Linked DNA regions of Homo sapiens: region 1 is linked to region 2. A link is an interaction called in ENCODE POLR2A ChIA-PET data of the cell type or tissue named here. Cell type or tissue: B cell. All regions are shown on one strand. Each heading gives the region's core, and the rest is flanking DNA. Links, peaks and the distances in the headings are about the cores only. Region 1 has its middle 29 kb from the start of SLMO2-ATP5E. Region 2 overlaps APCDD1L (APC down-regulated 1 like).

Region 1 (5,376 bases), core at 55-5,054, 610 kb after region 2:
ATCGGATGGAAGCAAAAGATCATTTAGAAACAACAATAAATTCTCCTGATCTGCCTTTTACAATTAGTTACTTACAGTTTAAAAAATGCCAAAATCATTTCTAGAAGTCATTCCAATATAGGCATAAGTTGTCAATGTAATGCAATATGAATACCTAAATATGCATAAAAAGACAAACAAGGAGTTGCTTATTCACCTTAATAACAGGGCTTTGGGATTCTTTTGTAAATGATTCATTTTATAAATGTTTGGTGGTTGTATATTGTTCTAGAATACATCTGTTGCAAAAAAAACAAAAAACAAAAAACTAAAAACCCTCCAATTCCCAATCAAACAAAAGATTTACTGAGAAACTTTGAGATGCCCAGTTCTAATTCTGGTGCAATGGGAACAAACTTATACTGAGACATAAACTTTGACCTCAGTGAATTTATGGGATTCATTTTTAGCCTGCTTGCAAAGATTAGAAAATTATATAGCCAAAGACTAAATGGATGGAAAGACTTGTATGTACAGTTGGTATTCCAAACAGACAAAAATCCTTGCAACTGTCATGAAACTACAGGGAGGAGATGGACAAGATTCAGCTGCAGTGTGAAGGAGGGGTATGACCTGGAGAGACACAAAGGGGGGAGACGAAGGATTTTGTGTGGTGCACACCAGACCCAGAACCCACTGTACTTGGAATGGTGACTGTAAGGTTCCTCGCCAAACAGTGAGCTTCCTGAGGGCAGGAGCTGTGTTTTGTTACTTTTTTGGTCACTAGCTCCTGGCATCGGACTGCACACAGAAATGGGGCTCAATGGCTGACGGATTGAATTAATGATAGTCAGAATCCCAGCAATATAGAAATAAATGAAGGAGCTGGAATGTTGGGAGTCCCCAAACATAAAAAGTCTTTATCTCCAAAAGTTACTTACCAGGGTTTTGGACTCAGAATTCATTTATTACCAAAAAAATCCTGTAAACACTGATCACCTTCCTGCAATAAATTTTGGCCTGTGCACAAAATTTAAAGGGGCACCAAAAACCTCAGTAATCAAGGTAAATAATATTTTAATGCAACATATGTTTTAAAATAAAAATCAATGCCAAAAACTCATGATAAACAAAATATCAGCATTTTAAATAAAAACAGGATTGGTATTATTGACTTTTCTTGTTTCCAGAGGGTAAAATATGCCGGTTTTTTTTTTTTTTTTTTTTTGAGACAGAGTCTCACTCTGTCGCCCAGGCTGGAGTGCAGTGGCATGATCTCGGCTCACTGCAACTCCTGCCTCCAGGTTTCAGGCGATTCTCCTGCCTCAGCCTCCCGAGTAGCTGGGACTGCAGGTACACGACACCACGCCTGGCTAATTTTTGTGTTTTTAGTAGAGACGAGGTTTCACCATGTTGGCCAGGCTGGTCTTGAACTCCTGACCTCGTGATCCACCGGCCTCGACCTCCCAAAGTGCTAGGATTACAGCCACGAGCCACCACGCCCGGCCGACGTATGCTCTGTACTGTTACCATGCAGCTGAGGCTGGTAAGATGAAGGCCAGAATTGCCAGTGACCACTTTTGTCATGATGTGGAGAGCTCAGACTGAGAATGAAATCACAGAGATTCCATTAAATAAACTCTATGGAATAATAGAAATAATGCAAAAGAGTTATGTATTGATAATTACAAAGGAAGCAGTAGAAATAATGCCATTGCAATTCAACTACATTTAATGATGCCAGGATTCTCAAAGAATTGTTTGCCATTCTGTGCATGGAGAAACACGTTCCATTCTTTTAGGAAGAGAGAATAAAGAAGAAAACTGATAAAGCTGAGAAGAGCTTGGGGAAAGCAAGGCAGTTAAAAGGAATAGCCCGCTTGTTGGCACAGCAAGGGCAAGTCAGAGTGGGACTGGTTTGCTACTCAGCTCTCCATTTGATTAGAAAGGACCAAAATCCAATTCAAACTGGCTTAAACAAAAAAGGGGAGTGAGGTTCCCAATACAAAAAACCCAGCAGAACTTCCTTCAGGCATGAGTAGATCCAGGGACTCAAATGTGACATCAGAACTTAGTTCCTTTTTGCCTCTTGCTTCTGCTTTCATCTCTGTGGTTTCATTCTCAATCTGAGCTTTCCATATCACAGCAAACAGGGCCTCTGGCAATACTGGCCTTTATCCTACCAGCCTCAGCTGCATGGGAACAGCAGAGAGCATGTTTCCCCCACTAGCAACAAGAAAAGTCAATAATACCGATCCTGTCTTTATGTAAAATGATGATATTTTGTTTATCATGAGTTTTTTGGCATTGATTTTTATTTTAAAACATACATTTCATTGGCTGGGCATGGTGACTCACACCTGTAATTCCAGCACTTTGGGAAGCCAAGGGCGGGTGGATCACCTGAGGTCAGGAGTTCGAGACTAGCCTGGCCAACATGGTGAAACCCCGTCTCTACTAAAAATACAAAAATTAGCTGGGTGTGGTGGCATCCGCCTGTAATCTCAGCTACTTGGGAGGCTGAGGCAGGAGAATTGCTTGAACCTGGGAGGTGGAGGTTGCAGTGAGCTGAGATCGTGCCACTGCACTCCAGCCTGGAAAACAGAGCAAGACTCCATCTCAAAAACAAACAAAAAAACCCATACATTTCATTAAGATATTATTTACCTTGATTACTGAGGTTTTTGGCACCCCTTTAAATTTTGTGCACAGGCCAATGCCCTCCTCTCTTTCCAGCCTGTCCTGGCTACACCTGCAACATTACTCTGACCCTCCACACCCTCCAGATCCTAAACCATATATTTTGCCCCAAGGTATCTGCTATGGCTGAATTGTGCATCCCAAAAGATATGTTGAAGTTCTAACAGCCTGTACCTAGGAATGTGATCTTCTTTGGAAATAGGGCATTTGCAAGTATAATCAAACTAAGATAAAGTCAATAGGGTGGGTCCTCGTGCAATATGACTGGAATCCTTATCAGAAGAGGGAAACACCATGTGAAGACAGAGACACCGGGAGAAGATGGCCATGACAATGGAGGCAGAGGCTGGAGGGATGCGTCTGCAAGCCGAAGAAGGCTGAGGATTCCTGGCAGCACTGGGAGCCAGAAGAGGCAAGGGCAGATTCTCCCCCGAAGGTTTCAGAGGGAGCATGGCCTTGCCAACACCTTGACTTCTAGCCTCCAGAACTAGGGGAGAATCCATCTCTGTTATTTGGGGACCCCTGCTCCCTTTCTTTTAGTGCTTTATCACTGCATTCCTAGGGAACGAATACAGTCCCCAATCTAGGGCCTTCTCTTTGGCTTTATCCTTGGGATCCAGAGACTCTAGAACCATATGTGAGCTTCTCTATATCATCTTCACAATTTTCTCTCCCTCTGTCCACTGCTTAAATGTTGATGTGCCCTTGGATTCCCCTGTAAAGTCTTCGATGGGACTCTTCTAGACAATCTCCCCTCTACTATCTAAGAAGGAAAAAAAAAAACTTGCTCCCATGAACTGGCAGCAAGAGGGGCCACTAATCAGCCAAGAATTGCTGGGTGGGGAGTTTCAGAGTAAACTGAAGGCACCCAGCAAGCTGTGGCATGGATTATTGCAGCATCCTACAGGACAGAGCTGAGAAAATGGCAGTGGGTCAGCCTGGGCTGGGGAATGCAGAGCACTCATTATTGAGACGTGCAACTTCAAAGTTACCTTTTACTCTACCCTAGCTAGTTACCCAGGTATAAATCCTATTGTTCTTCCTTCGAAATATATTTTGCCGCTAGTTACCCAGACTGGAAACCTCAGTTCCCATGAGAGTTCCTCCCCGTTTTCACCCATCTTTTTCTAATCAGTTGTCAAGCTCTAACTTTCAGTTATTGTCACTACTGTGGCCACTGTTCAAGTTCAGAGACCTTAAACAAAAATGTTGCCAAAGTCACATGCTAATAACTTGAAGATCCGTTGGCCCCAAGCCCCATCCTTCTCCCCTAATGACACAAGATCTCAAGTTTTGTCCTTGGACAGTCAAGCCTCGTGTCAGTACTGGCACAGAGCGATGCTTCATAAATGTTTCCTGACTGAATGAAGAATCATGCATTTTCCTCTCATTTCACTTAGTAGCATCTTCCAAACAGGATGTTTTTTAGACTTTTAGGACTTCCTTATTATTTGGTCACATAGGGCCTGATCTTCTACATTGTTTCATGTTGCTACCTTTAAGAAAAAACAGGGCATACATTGAATTTGAATTTATGCCCTGTTTAAGAAAAACAGGGCATACATTGAATTTCACAGCAAGCTGTTGAGTACATGGAATTGCCATTAGGGGTTCATAAACCTCTTTTTTGGGAAGATGGGTGGGTGGGAGAGGTAACAGCAGGGAAAGATGAGCTTAGGAAACATAATTCTTAGGCTGGGGAGGAAGCATGGGTTGCAAAGCGGCACAGAGGAGGGCCCCATAAGTAATCTCTAAAGCTATGGCCACTAAGAGGAATGGGAAGGATCTTGCCAGTTAGAAATGACAGTGATGACAGGAACAAACACCAGATAAAAACAAGTCACCAGTAATACAGATTAAATGAAAGCAATGCATGGTTCTTTCTATCTCCCAGAAACAAATAAAGAACAGCTAAGACCAGTTCAGAAACACTACTGAAAAAGTGGAATTTTTTTCCTTATGCACTTTGCCAAGGAGTTATTTGCATCTATTGTTATTTACTTTGGCTTCACTATTTGATCCTATGAATTCTTAAAAAGTGAGAATCAAAATCAAGCCAGTTTCAGTGAAGGACTAGCATACTGTGTTAGGAAGCCTGAAATGTATTCCGATGAAAGATACACAAAACGCTCATCACTAACACAGACACACCATATGCATCTTATCTAATGTGAGCACTCTACATATGAACTCTTATGCCTAAAATTCAGTATGCATTTATTGTATATGCTTTATTCTGATCAACTCAGTAGTGCTTCTGAGATAGAAAAACTTGCCAGGTATCCTTCCAGCTTTTCGGCACCAAGTTGGGGAAAAACAGCTTTCAGAATTACCGTGCTGAACTTTGACGCTACTCTGAGAAAGTTACTGCCTAATTCTACATCTCTTACGCAAACTGGGTGGCGCACGATTTCATTTCAACTTATTAAGTCAATTACCTGAAAAATAGACACCAAATTACAATGTATACTGTTTTTCCCACTTTATAGAGAATCAAAATGTCAGAGGTAGGTGGGATTTAAAAAGTTTTCTGCTTATGAATGATACATAATTTCAAATGACTCATAGCACTTGTTGAAATAAAGTATCCAACCTGGCTGACTCATAACACTGACGCTGGAGTTTCAAATAGGGTTTCCATTATCACACAAATTGACCCAATCTATGCATTGCACAGAGTTATTCTGACCACAACAA
Region 2 (5,376 bases), core at 300-5,299:
TGGGTCTTCCCGTAACTGATGTTGGGGCTGGTTGGCTCCAGGAACCATCAGGTTTCAGCCCATTTTATTGATAAAGAAACTGAAGCTGGCAGGGTCGGGGGTGGGGGAGATGGAGGCTCCAAAACTAAGAAAGGAAAGCCTTGGGTACCTGTGTGAGGCTGAGGCTCTCCCAGTCTCCCTGACCTTTGGGGGATGAGAAGCTTGAGATGGAGTCTCAAGGCACCTCTTACCAGGCCCTGTGGCCTCCTATTTGGGGAGAGCAGTGGTCTTCAATGCCTTTCTAGATATATCCTGGCTACTAGAAAACAGATGTCCTCAAGTTCACAGGCCTGGGTTCTGCTCTGCTCATCTGATTAGAAAAAAAGTCAGCAACATCGAAATTCCAGGCCAGTATAGTGTGTGGGTGTCATCTTGCTGCTTGAATTCGGAGTCTCCAATCAGGTCTTGGAACATGTATTCTTTTAACTGGTATTTATTGACCTCCTACTATGTGCCCGGCACCATTCTAACACTGGGGATCCACAGAGAACAAGACAGACAAGGACCCTGCTGGCAAGGAACTCATTCTAGAGGAGAGGGGCTAACAATAGGTGAAAACCAACAAACGGGATTTTTTTCAGATTTCGGCCACTGACAAATGCTGTGATGAAGTCACTGCGCTGTGGTGGGCGCTATCTTTGGGGTGGTCAGGGGTGAGGTGGGCAGAGCCTTCCAGGTGAGGGAGAACTGGAGCCAAGACCTTGAGAGGGACTGGGTTCCATGGGACTGCAGGAGAGCAAGGAGGCCACTGTGGCCGAAATGGAAGGTAGAGGTGTCAGGTGGGCAGGAGGAGGGTCTGTCTGGAAGCTTGGAAGGGTGGTTTTAGGGAATGTCGACAGGTCATTTGTGCTCATGCTGACATCCATTTAAGCGGGGTTGTGTGTGTGAGAAGGAGCAGGCTTTCAGTCTCAGAACCATCAGGAGCGGACTGGAGGCTGCACGCTACTGTTCAAGTCCCCTCTTGAAGTGGGAACAGCTCTTCCCTGCTTGTCTCCGGTCTGCGATGCTAATGGGTATGAATCAGCCCTGACCAGGCCCTGATGCAGTGCTACATTCTGCGTCAGAAAGCTCCAGTCCCTCGTGTCTGAGTCACCTGTGCCCCCAGGAGAGGATGCACAGACCAGGGCCACGTGCTGGTGGGCCTGCGTCACCAAGCCACACACTGCTGTTCAGCCCGGTAGCACCGCTGGGAGATTAAAAGCATGCGCTTAGTGAAAGGCAAAGAGCTTCTTTTGATAACCAGCATCTGTTAGTTAATGGACCTCTGAGAGCTGTATACAATTTCAACTTTTTATTAAAGAAAAAAAGCTCATTTGCTCTCCTGGGAGTTGCACAATGAAATTATCAACTGCATGGGCTTCCCACCCACCCCCCACCTTTCAACGTGACTGAACATGCAATGGAGAACATTAATTTTATCTGGAAATAGGACTCTAGGCTTTCCTCCCCGTCTGTAGATGAGAGCGCTCTCACGTTTTATGTGAAGGGCAGAGACTTAAGGGGCGGGAGCAAAGGGCTGGAAGGAAGGCTTGGTGCCCATGGGCCTCTGGCCCTGTACCAGACAGTCTCAGCCCCTCAGCCTCTGAAATGACCCCTTCCTTTATCAGCCCAGAGTCTTGGAAGCCCTGACCTTCTGCCTGGGAGAAAAGGGATGGTTGCCCTTTCTTCAGCCTTCGTAGCTCCGAGCAGCATCACCTGCCCCCAAACTAACAAGCCCCAGCGAGCAGAGAGCAACTAAGTCCAACTGAGGGGATCCAGGAAGCTGCTGTCCTGCTCAACACACTCCTTCTCATTAGGGATGGCATCCCACGAAGCAACACTAAATTGCCTTCCCCAAATAAAATCAAGGAATCCTATTCCCTCCAAGAGTGAGGAGGACACCCCAAGCCCGTGGGCTGTGATACAGAGGCCCGGATCTCAGGCTCTGGAGCCCAGCCCCTTCTCTCTGTGCCTTAGTGTCCTCGCGCGCAAGACGCAGAGACTCACACACCTCTCACTGACTCAGCTGGGCCTCTCGAGGGTCGCTGAATCTGGTAGATGGAGGTGATCCGTTCACGGGTCTCAGTGTGAGGCTTAACAGGGATAACCAACATTTACTGAGTCACATATTTATTGAAGTTCTTTCTACCATGCACCAGGCACACTGGACCCTTCCGGAAAGATCGCAGGAAGCGAGTCAGAGCCGAGTCTTTTTCGTTGGAGCTTACATTCTAGGCAAATAAGGTCATTTCCGCCAGTGATCAGTTTTCATGACAAAGAACATACAACTGTGATGCAGTGGACTGACAGAAGGACCAGGGAAATGGGGCTGCTCTTTGGGATGCGAATGGTGACATCTTCAGGAGACAACATCTGGTCTGAGACTTGATTGAAAAGAAAGTGCTCAACTTCTGAAGGTCTGGGGGAAGAGAGGCTAGGCGGAAATCAGGGCTTGTGCAAAGGCCCCAAGGCAGCAAGAGCTCCTGTGATCAAGAAACAGAGAGAAGGCCAGTGTGGCCGGGGCATGTGGAGGCGTGGCTGAGCCTTGCAGGCAACAGCGAGCCAGAAGTCGGGCTTTTATTCTGAGTGCAGTGGAAGCCCCTGGGGGGTTTTCAGCAGGACAGGCAGTGGCATGAAAGCAGAACTGAGAGAGCTGGGGTTTACCTCCACTGGTTTTATTCTCTTTCACACATTCTCTGGAAGACACTCCACTTCCTTTCTTTAGAACTGTAATTCCCTTGGTTGACTTTAATAACCAGCAAGAACATTTTTCAGGCTGTTTAATTTTATTAAAAGGTTCAAATTTGATGATAAATGGTGGCATGGTTACTTCAAGCTTCGGATACAAGACCTGCTCAGCCGTGGACATATCATCGACACCCACTGCCATCCCCACCAGGAGCTCCCCCAACCCTGATGTAGTCTGAGACCGTAAATAATGTAATGATTTCTTGTACTTTGGTAAATATGCCAGGAACACTTGTAGCTGTCTGAGAGCTACAGAGAATACTAACTTGGTGGGCTTTTTTTTTTTTTAAGAGGAAGGATGGGTAATAAGTGGAAGCAATTTCAGCAGGCTGACTGAACCCCACACAGTCTCAGGGAGGAAAAGGGCTTCCCTCTGAAACCATCATTAACCTCACAGACAATTGTTCAAAATCTGTGATAAGAGCTAGAGATAGGGATCAGGAGGAGGAAGGAGGGGGTGAGTCATTGGCCCCCAGTCCTGAAAACCCTTGGGCCCACCAGGATGCCAGTTAATTTCACAGTGTACAGATGAGGCCCTGGGAACATGGGCAGAGTCCCTGGGGAGGCACAGCCTGTTCCCACCATGATGACAGTCCCCTCTGAGCAGAGGACACCAATATATTAGGATTATGGCAAGGAGGCTGGGCAAGGCGGAGCTGCCTAGATGTCGCCATGTAGCCTGGTGACCCCGACCTCTCCCTAGGGTGGGCCCAAAGATACACATTCGGAGATTCTCTTCCTTTGTCAGGCAGGCACAGGCAATCTTGGCAACCGAGGATGGCTGGGCAGGGCGAATTGCAGAGCGCGTTAGTGTTACGGCTGTCATTACTATTAACTATGTTCAGAAGGCTGGAAATGCTGCTCCCCTCCAAAGACCTGCCCCCAGCAGCCAGCCTGGTGCACACTGGCATTTGCCTGGGCCAGGAAGGCTTGGAGGCCGCAGGCTGCTCTGGGGAGGCCATGCTTCTCAGCTTAGATGGAGTCCTCTTCATTTTGCATGCTGGCCCGGGAAAACTGGATTTATCCACATGCAGTGTTGGCAGCTTGAGGTCCGACTCGCAGAAGCACAGGCAAATGCAGACGAATGCCAGCAGTCAGGACTCAGGAAAGCTGAGCTGCCCCTGAAGACACAAGCCCTTTGCCCAAAAGCTGAGAAGCACTGAAAGCCCGAAGTGGCATCTTTAATTCATGGCACCACTTAGAGATCGTATTGCTAAATTCGAATTAATAATCTTTAAACAACAACCTACAGACATGGCAGAACTGTAGGCCTCGTCCCTAGGCAGAGCCTCAGGATCTCCTCTTGCTCCCATCTTGGAATCCCAAGGGTCAGGATGGGAAGAACTGGGGGGAACATGGGATGGGGGTGTTCCGTGTGGCCCCCTGACTGCACCTGTTGGCGAGCTGCCAAGGATGAGGAAAGTAGAAAAATTGGGAGTGATCTTTAGAAACTCACGTAGCGATGAACATCACTGCCGCATCCAAGTGCTTGACTGGGGACCCGGGCTGTGGGATGTGGTATAGGCTTTGCAGGGGTTAAGCTCATGTCCTGAGCCACATGGGACACAGGCAGAGTTTGGAAGCAGTGGGGCTGTGCATCCATCCATGACAGAGCAGAGGAGAATGGTTCCTTCCCTACAGCTGCCAGGAGGGAGTCTGAAGGGTTGAATGGGTGTCCAGAGCCGCCATCCTGATGTCAAGTCCAATGTCATAGCCAGTGGAGGAAGGCCAGCCCTAGAACTAGGGGCAGAAGTGGGAAGGGGGCTATGTGAAGACCCCCTGTGCTGGGGTGCTTCTGCAGCGATGGCCTGTGCTGCGGTGGCCTGGAGAAGTCGGGGGCCTCCCCATGACAGAGCACCAGGGGTGCTTGGTAGGAGGTGGGACGTTTCTCTGGGGTATCGGGACTTGAGCCATCGGTGGGCCTTTGTCCGATGAAGAGCAGGCTTTGCCCGAGGGGGTCTTGTTCCATCTTGAAAAGCTCGTACTCCACATGCGGGAGCCGGATGCCCAGCGGTAGGCAGCCGTTGGTGGCTGTGACATCCCGCTCAGTGCCCATGGACCAGGCCCCCGCACCCCCACAGCTGCTTGGCTCAGAGAAGTTGAGCATGGCCGTGGTGACCTGGTCCATGGGGGTCACATGGGCCCGTGTGACCTCAAACACCAGCTCGGTGCCGCCGCGGACCCTGGTGGATGGCGTGCCCCTGGTGTAGCGGCCGGCGGCATACACGGTGAAGGTGGGCTGCCGGCAGGCTGGGTCTGAGAAGTGGTGGTAATACCCTTCCCAGGAGCGGCTGTGCCCGTGGAAAGTGAAGAGCCGGGTGAGGAACAGGACTGCTGGGCGCACCTCGCACCCCGAGCTGACCCACCAGCCGCCCAGGTGCAGGGGCAGGGCCAGAGGGGGCGGCAGCACGGGCGGGTGGTGCACATCGGAGCGGGCAATGAGGCCACAGGCTGGGCACGGCTGCACGTGGTGCTGGCAAAAGACAAACAGAAAAACGGTGGTTGTCCCACATAGAGAAGTTGGGGTGCAGCCTGGAAAGGAACCCCAGCTCTGTAGGGGTGTCAAGGCAGGGTGAGGTGCGGCCTGTCCCTCCCTCCTCTCTCTCCTCA

Evidence for each region. Peaks named below come from ENCODE experiments on the same cell type or tissue, not always from the same donor. Only the 100,000 strongest peaks of a DNase experiment are listed, where the experiment ranks them.
Region 1: POLR2A ChIA-PET joins it to region 2 with 7 read pairs; 1 of 35 experiments calls an interaction of 5 or more read pairs at or near these places.

Annotation. Positions count from the first base shown.
Region 1 is chr20:59,069,334-59,074,709 of GRCh38, forward strand. No RefSeq gene overlaps it. Among named protein-coding and RNA genes, the nearest start is that of SLMO2-ATP5E, 29 kb to the left of the region's middle. In B cell, for the core only: no CTCF peak of the experiment used is centred there; a DNase peak (open chromatin) is centred at 2,068.
Region 2 is chr20:58,456,316-58,461,691 of GRCh38, forward strand. APCDD1L (APC down-regulated 1 like) reads right to left here. Exons shown (of 4, transcript NM_153360.3): 4 at 2,786-5,239. The coding sequence ends at 4,475. Among named protein-coding and RNA genes, the nearest start is that of APCDD1L-DT, 56 kb to the right of the region's middle. RefSeq lists enhancers at 2,340-2,479, 2,610-2,719 and a silencer at 4,506-4,694. In B cell, for the core only: no CTCF peak of the experiment used is centred there; a DNase peak (open chromatin) is centred at 2,636; H3K27me3 peaks cover 714 bases.